Linked DNA regions of Homo sapiens: region 2 is linked to region 1. Evidence: chromatin contacts called from ENCODE Hi-C or POLR2A ChIA-PET data. All regions are on one chromosome and are shown on one strand. The core of a region is the stretch at or near the end of the contact, and the rest is flanking DNA. Distances in the headings are between cores, read along the strand shown. Region 1 has its middle 120 kb from the start of LMNTD1. Region 2 has its middle 12 kb from the start of BHLHE41.

What was found. A loop is a pair of places that touch in the nucleus more often than their neighbours do. ChIA-PET counts read pairs that join two places held with the same protein, here RNA polymerase II (POLR2A). Pooled maps may share reads with other maps.
Region 2: a loop to region 1 is called in a pooled map, with 4 times the contacts of the local background. The contact joins two enhancer-like sites. A Hi-C loop is called at or near these places in 1 of 168 maps with a recorded cell type or tissue (MCF 10A) and 4 of 50 pooled maps. POLR2A ChIA-PET finds 5 or more read pairs at or near these places in 1 of 52 experiments (BJ).

The regions. Positions count from the first base shown.
Region 1 is chr12:25,433,908-25,439,741 of GRCh38, reverse strand. It overlaps the pseudogene FAM133GP. Among named protein-coding and RNA genes, the nearest start is that of LMNTD1, 120 kb to the left of the region's middle. Within about 2 kb of position 3,266, at least 6 of the 41 ENCODE cell types and tissues checked have a DNase peak (open chromatin) inside an H3K27ac peak, as active enhancers do.
Region 2 is chr12:26,109,973-26,115,770 of GRCh38, reverse strand. No RefSeq gene overlaps it. Among named protein-coding and RNA genes, the nearest start is that of BHLHE41, 12 kb to the left of the region's middle. RefSeq lists a silencer at 1,262-1,611. Within about 2 kb of position 1,735, at least 38 of the 41 ENCODE cell types and tissues checked have a DNase peak (open chromatin) inside an H3K27ac peak, as active enhancers do.

The DNA of each region.
Region 1 (5,834 bases), core at 2,017-4,516:
TTGGTCATGATTAAACTCAATCTCTAGTTTCTTTCTCCTCCCTGGAGGTTCAGAGGTGAAGTTGAAAGTTTCAACCCACTAATTACAATGGTCGACTCCTCTGGCAAATAGCTCCCCTCCTGAAGCTATTTAGGGGCCCATCAAGAGTCACTCTGCTAGCATAAACTCAGGTATGGTTGAAAGATATTTGTTATGAATACCAAAAGATGATTCTATTACCCCTATCACTAAGGAAATTCCAAGAATTTTAGAAGACCTGTGTCAGAAACCAGGGACAAGGGGCAAATCTATATTTTTTATTATCACTGACATGTATTTCAAGAGATGAGAGATAAAACCTGTGAAGATTCATGACTAGCTACTTCAGTGAAGTTTTGGGGAGTCCAGTAGGTGAGTGGTGTGTAGGGTTAGCTCTTCCAAACTAAAGACAAATTGCTGCATCTTGCGTCTCCATCTCCTACCACAAAGAAAGGCCACCACTTGTCAGCTTCCTTGAGCTCTGGAGGTAATACATTTCATGCCTGGTAATATTTCTACAGCCCATGTATCAGGTGATATGGGAAGCTTCCAGCTTTGAGTGGGGCCTTGAGCAGGAAAAGGTGTCAAAGCAGGACCAGGCCACAGTGCAATCAGCCCTGTCACTTGGTCCATATGATTCAACAGGCCCCATGGTAAGAGGTGTCATGTGGTGGGAAAATATGTAGTAAAGAGTGTTTGGCAAGCTCAAGTGAAAGAATCACAACTCAGACCCCTGAGATTATGGAGCAAAACCATGCCATCAACATCAAATTATGTGCACTTTGAAAAACAGCTCTTATTTTTGGTGTGTTTGGGTCCTAGAAGTGATGGAACAATTGACCACGAGAGACCAAATGACCATCTGGAAATGCTTATTATGCACTGAATTCTGTAGGATCCACTAAACCATAAAGCCACATGATGCTTACTCATGCCTTCCAGTCCTGCTAGTAGCAGTCCATTGCAAGAGAGTGCTGATATATGTGGGATTAGACCTGAACAGGGCTGGAAGGCTTGAGTAAGTTTCATGAGTAGGAAACCAAGACCCCATATCACCAAGCACAGCTATACCAGTCAATGCCCCCAACTCTTGCACTTATGAACATATTTGGGTGGGAATGAGGGAGGGTGGGCCAGAGGGGTCCTGTATGACCAGATAAAAGAAAGAAAGAAGCCAAAGCTTGGTTTATGGATGGATTGGCTCAGTATATGGATGAAAACCAAAAAATAGACAGTGGCTTCATTACAACCACATTCAGGGAAAGAGAGTAAAGAGGAAATCTTCCCAATGGCAGATCTATGAGCAGTATAACTGGTCATCCACTTTGGATAGAAGGAGAAATGACCCAAGGTGAAAATATATATAAATTCCTAGGAAATGGCCAATGGCCTAGTTGTGCAGGCGGGGAACTGGAAGGAAAAGGACTGGAAGATCAGAGACAAGGAGTCTGAGGAAAAGCCATGTGGGTAGACAAATGGGTGAATGTATAAAGTGTCAAGACTTGTGTCTTACATGTGGATACCCACCAGAAAGCATCTACCATGGAAAAAGCACTGAACAACCAAGTAAAATGAGATGACTCAGCCTCTTGACATTAACTAGTCTTTGTCATTGGTCACCCAGAGCAGGCATGATGAACACATGAACAGGCTGGACATGGTGGCAGAAATGGAGGCTATGTGTGAGCCTGACAGCATGAACCTCACTTACCAATGCCTGTCTACCTACTGTTACCTCTGAACATCCGAAGAAATAAACATTGAATCTTCAATATGGCATATTCCTTGAGGGAATCAACCAGCCACTTAGTAGCAAGTTGACCACATGGAACCCTTCCATCCTGGAAAGACCAGTCAGCCGTTCATCCTCACAGGGACAGATACCTGTCCTAAGCGTGTGTTTTCCTTTCCTGCCTGCACAGCCTTAGCCAGCACCATTACCAAGGGCTTATGGAGTGCCTCATCCACAGACCTGGAAACCCACACAACAAAGCATCCAACCAAGAGACCTACTTCACCATGAAGGCAGTGTGAGAGTGGGCCTGTGACCCTGGGAACGACAGATCAAATCACATACTGCACCATCCCGAGGTGGCCAGCTTCATAGAATGCTGAAACAGCCTACTCCAGCTAGGTAACAAAAGTTATTTGTCATTTTTATCATTCAAATGGCATATTTCACCATGGGGATGCGAGAAGCAGAAAATCCTGATGTGCAGAGAGAAATGAATGAAGTAATTACATAGAAGGAAGCAGATGCAGCAGACTGAGAGAGATTGAGTACCGACAGATCTCAGGTGTCCAGTTACCCACAGCCCACAAGACACCTCTGTTTTCTTTTTCTTCTTCAAGTTCTGGGATACATGTGCAGAATGTGCAGGTTTTTTATGTAGGCATAATGTGCCATGGTGGTTTGCTGTACCCATCAACCCGTCATCTAGGTTTTAAGCCCCACATGCATTATTTGTCCTAATGCTCTCCCTCCCCTTGCCCCCCACCCCCCAAAAGGCCCCGGACACCTCTATTTTCTAATAATTAATCTACCCCCCTTTTTCATAAGCAAGCTTGATTTGGTTCCTGTTATCTGCAACTAAAAGATCTTATCTGATACAATACATTTCAAAGAGGCAAACTTCTGCCTTCACCTGATGAACTTTCCAATAAATAATACAGTTGTTCCAAAATGGAAAACGCTTCTCTTATCATTTTGAGGTTTAGACAGCCCTTCATCACTGTGTAGAAGAAATTCTGTCTATTATAAATAGTTGAACTAGATAAACTGAAGGTCCCTTGCTAGTTTGAGATCCTCTGACAAATATCAGGAAAGCCATGATATGGAAAATAGAATAGTTTCACTCTTTTGGGAAATAAAAAATAATGAGTCTCCAAGTGCTCGATAACATTCCAAGAAAGGATGTGTGAGAGTGTATTACATTGCAGGGGGAAAACTGACAGATTCTAGATTTAGCGTTTGTTGGAAAACTGGAACCAAAGTTTACAATGATTTCTCTTTTATTAAATTAATACACACAAAAAGCCTAGAAGCTCAGTATTTGGGATGCATAAAATATAAAAATAAAATATTAAATGAAGTAGCTTTTAAATGTATGTTTTTATTTACTGGCTGAAATGAAAATTGAAAAAGATTGCACAAAATTTTTTGGCAAAATGCTGTAGTATGCTTTCTCTTGATATCACTGCCAACAATGCCCTCTAGTGGTAAACCAAGTAGGCACTGACTAATGGGGGGAAAATGAAACAAGCAAGCCTGCTAAACACATTGGTAAGATTTTCATGAAAATACGAACTTTTAGTGCAGAAGGACCTGCGGCAGGCCTACTTCAGCTGCCTCCCGAGCCAGGTTTCCCTTGGTGGGTGACCGTGTCCCTTGATGAGTGACTGTGCGCTCACTCGGGCACCAAGGAGAAGCAGGACCATCGGGTAGCCTATGTGAATCCAACAGCAATGGCCAGATCAAGGGGTCCAATCCAGTCTTAAGGGCCAACAATCCAGGATTCTCTCCGTCAACCAAGGCCTATCTGGGAAGAAGTGCAAGAGCAACTAGAAAAGAAAAAGAAAAAGGCGCCAAGGCTTTGTATGAATTTGAAGAAAAAACTAGAAAAACACAGGAAGAAATTGTTAAGTGAAAGTAAGAGCTTATCCAAAAAAAGAGAAAAAAAAAGAAAAAGAATAAATCTGGTAGGTATTCATCGTCTTCATCATGCTCTGATTCTTCCAGCAGTTCTTCTGATTCTGAGGATGAGGATAAGAAACATGGAAAAGGGAGAAAGAAAAAGAACCATTCACATAAATCTTCTGAAAGCTCCATGTCAGAAACTGAATCAGACAGTAAGGATAGAAAGACAATAAGGAAGAAAGACTTCTTTTTAAAGAAAAAGAAGGACCCAACTGAGAAAGAAAAAGGCTATTAAACGACTCAGCAAAAAGAAACCCATATTCTGAAGATAAATCTTTATCACCTGAGTCCTTGTCAGAATCAGAGTATATTGAGGAGATAAGAGCAAAAAAGAAGAAAAGCAGTGAAGAATGAGAAAAAACAACACAAAAAAAGGAAAAAGGAGCATGAGAAAAACAGTAAGAAGAGAAAGAAGGCTGCTAGTTCAAGTCCTGACTCATCATAATATTAAGAAAAATCAGGATTCCCTTATAGAGAAAGTACAATGTCTAAGGAAATTTCAACTGTGAAAATTACAACATATTTACTATAATGCATGAATTTTCTTGTTTTTAGAATTATCCTTGGACTGGCCAGACGCAGTGGCTCACGCCTGTAATCCCAGCACTTTGGGAGGCCAAGGCGTGTGAATCACCTGAAGTCAAGAGTTTGAGACCAGCCTGACCAACAGGGTGAAACCCCGTCTCTACTAAAAATACAAAAATTAGCTGGGCCTGGTGGCTGGTGCCTGTAATCCCAGCTAGTTGGAAGGCTGAGGCAGGAGAATCACTTGAACCCGGGAGGCAGAGGTTGCAGTGAACTGAGATGGTGCCACTGCACTCCAGACTGGGCAAAAGAGCAAGACTCCATCTCAAAAAAAAAAAAAGAATTATCCCCAGACTACCCAGTAGCTATTCAAATGCCGCTGTGTGCAAGGGCCGTAAATGTTGCCTGCTGCTTATCTATTCTTTTCTCTTCCAGTGCTTGATAACTCTGGGAGATAATACATTGCAGTAGCACTAGTGGTTACAATATTTGGGAATAAAATTAATATTTTTGACTAGAAGTGTACAATGATAAATCAACAGAAATCCAACTTGAATACATCTTTAAGGTGGAATCAGAAACGGCCAGATGTTAAAAATTTTAAAGTAGTTAAAATTTTTGAAGTAAGGATTACATTGACATTTCAAAATCCGTACTCTGTAGATCAGTGTATTTTAATTTTTTCCCCGTGTAGACTTTTATTTACCTGGGAAAGGTGCTTTTTAGGATGCAGGGAGGAGGTGCTTTGCTGTCTCTTTAAGCTAGGAGAACAACATGCCTTTGATCCTCACACTTCCTGTATTTGAGGAAAGAGTAGCCAGGCTTTATGGAGAGGTCAGAGCTGGGTGCCAGGAGTCTTGCCTTTTACTGAGCTTAGGGACATCCTTGGATTTTGTCATACGCTTCTTTGAATGAACCAGAGAAACAGCCCTTTTGCAGCATGAGAAAGCCCCAAAACCCCTGGGATTTACCTCCACTTCAATAATACTGAATATTTTTTAGCATTAGAATATGCTGGGTCATTTGAATTAATTTTGATGACACTTTGGCTTTGGAGAGAAATGGTTTCAAATAGACACTGGTACACTGGTACTTTTTGAACTTGAAAACTAAATATTCTAAAGTGCATGTTTCATACCATAAAGTTTTAATTAGTCAGGAAAATTCCATGTAACCAGTGATAGTTCCTTTATTTTTTGTATGAAGTTTGTTTAGGCTGCAATGTTTAGCTTTTGTTAACTCCTTTCTCTTGCTGTCTTAAGTTCACTGCTGTGTTTAATGGCACACTTGCCAAGATATTGAGCATATAAAAAGCAGGGTTTTGATTTTTAAAAAAAATACAGCTTCATATTGAGGCTGAGACTTACCATAAACAAGTTGAGTAGCAAGCCTGGTATGCTGTGTCTTGTTACATAAAGCTATCGCCAGAATCTTAGTAAATATAATGTCTTAAAAGTTAAAAAAAAAAAAACAGAAAAAAGAAAATATGAACTTTTACACTTCCAGTTGGTAACTGAATGTTATATTTGGCAATAAAATGAACCTTTACAAGGTACTGCAGCATATACCTTAAAGCACAAGCATGTCAAAGCCA
Region 2 (5,798 bases), core at 486-2,985, 680 kb before region 1:
ATGGGGAGGGACAGGCTAAGGTTTTCTCATGGAATGAGTTGAGCTAGCCCATGTGCGATCCTCAAAGGCAGAGTATACTTGCTGGTGGAGAAGGAAAGATTATCACCATAATAATCTTGCTAAATTATGGCATAGAGCATGCAATAATTTTGAGAGAGATGAAATTCTAGGGAAATAATTTTCAAAGTCTCCTACAAATAACCATACTATTCCATCATCCACTCACTTTGGAGACATCCAGAAATGTGCCTTTCCTAGTTTGGAAGTCTCCACATAACGGTGGGCTTTCTGCCCCTCTATACCTGTGTGGTCCTGGTTGTGCCCTAGAGGTTCTCTATAACAGAAGGGATCTAGGACCAAAATAACCTATGAAGCTGGTCAGAGAGAACCTCTAGAATCCAGCAAGCTGGAGAGAGGGCCATGTGCTACAGTTTTTATATAGAGTATTTTTAGGGCACTGTGAACTTTAGCTAAGGTTTCAATTTTGGAGCCTTTTCCATATGGGTGTGCACACAGAATATTATGTGCTGCACAACAGAGATATTGAGTATCTGCCAGATAGTTTAATACATGTTGCTTCCATATGCGGCCTTGCGGCTTCCTCACTGTGATTCGAAAATTAGCTGTAACAGGGGGACTTCAGTCTGACCCAACTCCTGGCGACCTGTAACTCAGAGCAACCAGAAAAACCCTTATAGTATTATAAAGACACAGGATTCTAAGACACCTTAAGCAGGACTTAGTTTTCAAATACATATTATCTTGAACAAGGCTTATCTATCTGCCTAGCCATATCGTGGTTGTGTAAACCGCGTATGACCAGAGAGGCACCTGACTGCAGGCACCCCCGAAGGCCTCTGCAGACCCAAGTGGGCGCGATAATGGATCGATTTCTGAACTGTGCCTGCTAAGATCCTCATTTTAAAACTAGTAAACCAACCCTTGCTCCTTGAATCACCGTTTGAGCGCTGCATGGGGGGTTGGAGGGAAAGGAGGGGGGAATAATGTCATCAGCCTTGAGCTCTTCAAGGGGCTCTAGGATTGGAGAGAGAGGAAAAGCATTCTTAGGTTGCCTAGCGATAAAGCTGCAGATGATATCATTCTCCCCGAGGCCGGCCTCCCCGCCTGGTTTTCCTTCCTCCCTTCCCTGCTCCAGTCTCCCACGCCTGGGTTCAAAGTACAGCCGCGCGGGGTTAGGGAACCGGGGCCGGACGCGGCGCTGTCACGTGTGCCCGCACATGTCTGGGCGCACGCTGAGCAGCACGTGAGAGGGGGCCGGGGAGGGGCGGGGCCTGCTCGCCGTCCTACGCGCGTGCGCGTCCACAGTTCTCCAGACGCTGGCCCCGGGGCGCTGGCGGGCGGCGGGATGGGGGACCGTGGGGCCGAGGGCGGAGCCGAGGCGGCCGGGCCCGGGCGCGCTCTCCCGACAGCTGCACCACACCCTTCCCGGCTGCGTCTCCGCGGGCCAGCCCTGGGTAGTCATCCCTCCCGAATTAAAGCTGGCTCTGACTCGGGACTCCTCAAACCATTCTGACACAGCAGTTTCCGAGCGGCCCTCCTGGGCGCGGGTTACGCGAAGGTCGACACCCGCCTCAGAAGGGCCTTGGGGCGGGAACTCCGGTCTAGAGCGGGCCGCGGCCGGGCGGGACCTCAGCAGGTCCAGGCCCCGGGCCAGGACTTGCGGGGAAAACCCCAGGTGGTGGGTGGGGGTGGGGAGAAAGTGCCAGAGGAGAGTTCTGGGCAAACGAGGTGTCGCAGTACCGGCTGTCTGAGGCATTACATCTTTTCACTGGGCTCACGTGGAGTTTTGCAAATTGAATTCCCACTAATTAAGTACTAGGCGATTTGTTTAATTGTGATGAAATACACTGGGACTTTCCGTTCAAGGTGTAAAGTAAGAGAAGTGATTTTATGGCACGAACGGATTTTGCATGGTGCAGTAAAATGAAGGAAACTAATGTAGCCAGGGGCCGGGGGATGGATTTGTTGTTTTTTTTTTGTTTGTTTGTTTGGTTGGGTTTTTTTTGGTAAATTACCATCTAGTTATTTACAAACCCCTTTTGGGCAAATTGGTCATCTAACACTTTCACTCTTGGAAGTGACCACGTTGATTTTGTAACACTTTCTGAAACATGCCTGTTTATAAACAGCCTAAAATGAACAATTACTTTGGAGTAATTTGGAGTTCATGGTGTCTTTTAGATAACTGAGTATACCCAAGGGTGTTGCAAAAGTAGAGAAGTACCACTACCCTCTGCAAATATGGCTTTGGTCATGTGATGGAAAAAGATCTCAGACGTTGCCAGAAATATCTGGACAGGTCAGGTGCCAGTATTTGCTAAGACATTACAGAATGGTTGTAATCTCTCCAGTCTAAATGGCACAGTGAGTGCCACCCTGGAGACAGGCTGCTGGAAGCTAACAGACATTAACAAAGCACAAGGCATCCTTTGTTTGTTGTTTGTCTGTTAATGATATGTATGCATAATGTCCTATAGGTTGAGTTTCAATTGCACTTCCTCCCCGCGGCCCCCCACCACGTTAGACCGTTTGCACGAGACAGTTTAGTCATTAATATTCTGAAAGGTTGAAAAAGCAAAGATAAACTTCAAACATTCACTCAAATATATATTGAGCTTCTATATGTGCCAGGCGTTGGAGATACAGCAGCGATCATACAGGCAAGTTCATCACCGCTCGTGATGTTTACGACTCCTAGCAAAGTCTCAAAGCTTCCCAGGCATTTGCCAACACAATGATTATTTACGACAATTAGTCATCCTCTCCCTCAGCATGAAATTTTTTCAGTTGGCCCTTAGGAAGAATGTCAGGTGAAAGGGCTGGATCTCTAATCCTATCAATTCCTACTCACGGTCTCCTCTTTCTTCTCCCCTTTCCTCACTCCTTTCATACTAGCCTCCCTGCTGGTCTTCCAGCAGGACAGGCTTGATTCTTTACCAGAATGTTTGCATTTTTTCCTTCTTCTGCCTGCAAGACTGGGTCCCCAGATATCTGGAAAGCCAATTCCGTCACCTTTTCTCTCCATGTTTTGTAAGTCTCTTTTCAAATACCGTTCTTTAGAAAGGCCTTCCCCGAGCAACCCATAGGCAATGTATAAAATGCTTCCTCCCCACCAACATCATCCTTTATTTTTACTGTTTTGTTTTTCTAAATAGCAGGTATCACCTGTCATTACAACGATGTACTGTGTGTGTATACACACTCATAATCTGTTTATTGCTTGTCCACCTCACTAGGATAAGCAGGGACTTAGTTTGGTTCGTTGCTTTGTGCAATGCAAGAATGGTGTCTGGCAATAAATAAGTAAATAAACATGGCCTTTTGTAAATAAATATGTATGACTCTCAATAAATATTTTCTGGATGAATGAACATTTCTAGCAACTAGTTCAGTTTGATCGCCTCCAAAGATAACAGCGCACAACTTTTCAAAGCATCACATTGCGTGTTACGAACCCATGTCCTCCACTCTTACTGAACACCTATGTCCCAGGCACTGTGTGATCCAAAGAATAAACTACATAGAGAAGTCAGCAAGTGGTAAGGAGGCAAAGGCAGTGAACATCTTATACCTGCAAGTGGGAAAAGATTCAGCCTGATTCGGAAGCTTATTGGAAACAGTGATGAAGCATTAATGGAGTTCCCTTAACAATAGAGTTAATTCAATTTCACCTTAGTCCAAATGATTGCAAGTTACCATGTCTAAAAAATTGCTCATCTAGAGAAGTTCCTTCTGTAAAATTGAAAATTAAAGGAGATTTTGATCATTTGATCCCTTTAGTCAGCAAGAATAGCTGTAATAGCCCTGTAGAGGAAGAAATGAGTTTCAAAACTTGCAAGGTAGGTTGTATCTCACCTCTTAGATGGCCCCAACCCCTGTGTGGAAACAGACCCTCAGAATGTGACCCATGATGGAATGTACAACACATGAGACTAAGGCTTGACAGTCTCAGCTGCTTCAGCTCTAGGCTGGCTCTACCAGGTGTGGTCATCTTTGTCCCTTAATCAATGAGCTTCTTCAAAGCAAGGCTCAGTATTTATTTGTGTAATCTCAGCACCTAGCACAATGCCTGGCACACAGTAAGTACTCAATAAATGACTATTGAAATCCAAACCCGCCTTTCCATTCCCACAGTGACTATTCAAACCCTTATCAACTCTCACCTGGACTGTTGCAAGAGCCTACTTAACGGCCTTTGTCCAATCTCCCTTTCCCCAAGCATTGAACACACAGCCAGCACAATTAACTTTGTTTCTTTTTTTTTCCCCCAAGATGGAGTCTTGCTCAGTCCCACAGAGCTGGAGTGCAGTGGCACGATCTCGGCTCACTGCAACCTCCGCCTCCCGGGTTCAAGGGTTCAAGCAATTCCTCCTGCCTCAGCCTCCCGAGTAGCTGGGATTACAGGCGCTGCCACCATGCCCAGCTAATTTTTGTATTTTTAGTAGAGACAGGGTTTCACCATGTTGGGCAGACTGGTCTCGAACTTCTGACCTTGTGGTCCATTCGCCTTGGCCTCCCAAAGTGCTGGGATTACAGACGTGAGCCACCGCGCCCAGTCAATTAACTTTCTAAACACAGAAGGTATACTAAAGCATAGTATACTTCATACAGTCATGAAGAATGTGTGAAGGCTTAAACCTTCCCTTCTGGTTTCACTCTCTTCCATTTCCTTCCTTGTCCTGTTTTCCCCCACCGAAAGATGAGCATCTAATGGCCTAGTTGCACGGAACTACTGCAAGTTCCCTGAATATGCTTTGCACTCTCAAATGTTTGTCTTTAGGTAGATTAACTTACATTTGGATACCTCCTACTCATCCTTCAAAACTCAGCTCAAATTGCACCTCCTCTGTGAAAACTTCCATAACTATTTTAGTCAAAACTTAACCTCACCCACTTCTTTACTCTTAGCCCTTTCTTTAAATCTCCATTTTGATGTTTAACATCTTATTCCACAAACGTGCATGTACAAGAAGTGATGGATATTCTTATTTTCTCTCATTAAGTCTGACTTCACGCTACTTCCCCAAGGGCTGTTGGAAAATGATCTCAGTCATTGTGGACTCTCCTGTCCCCCTCCCCTCCCCAAACTCTCTAGGATTTTCACAAGGACTCGGGATTTCAGGAACCAGGGGAAGGACCCCTTCTTTCTCAGACTGCCCTAGATAATTGTCAGTGTCAGAGCCTGCTGTTTGGTATCCTTGCCTTCTCTGTCACTTTCTAGGTAGGAGTCTTTGCTGATGCTGGAAGTCCTAGGCCTTTGGGGCATTGTGTCCCTATTCCCCTCCTGGGCTTTGCCACGCCCAAGGAGCTGCACACCTGTGCCCCACTGCTTATTGCTTCTGCCTCCACTCCTTCCCCCTAACATAATTTCCAGCTTTATTTAGAGAGGGCTGCAGAGACCAGGCAGCTAACCTGAATGAATGGTATTGGCAGAGAAAATGGTAGGGACCAGAGTGAACTGGAGGTTGCGCCTCCTTTAAAAGGGACAGACATTACTCAGCTCCAAGCAATTGCAGCCTGGTGAAAACGTAGGCCCAGTATTGCGAGATCATCCAATTTTTCCAGGAAAAGCTGAAATCTAGATTTTATGTGAAATCTACTTTCAAAATGTTGGCAATTATTTTTGAAAACTTCAAAACACTATTCATTACAAATGAAATCTATCTGTTAAAGTATTATTCAATCTGGAGAAGGCTGCTTTGAGACCTCTGCTATAAAAAAGAAAAAAATAAAGGGCCTGGTAGGAGGTTTGCTTCAAAACTCCCCTGATGTAACTA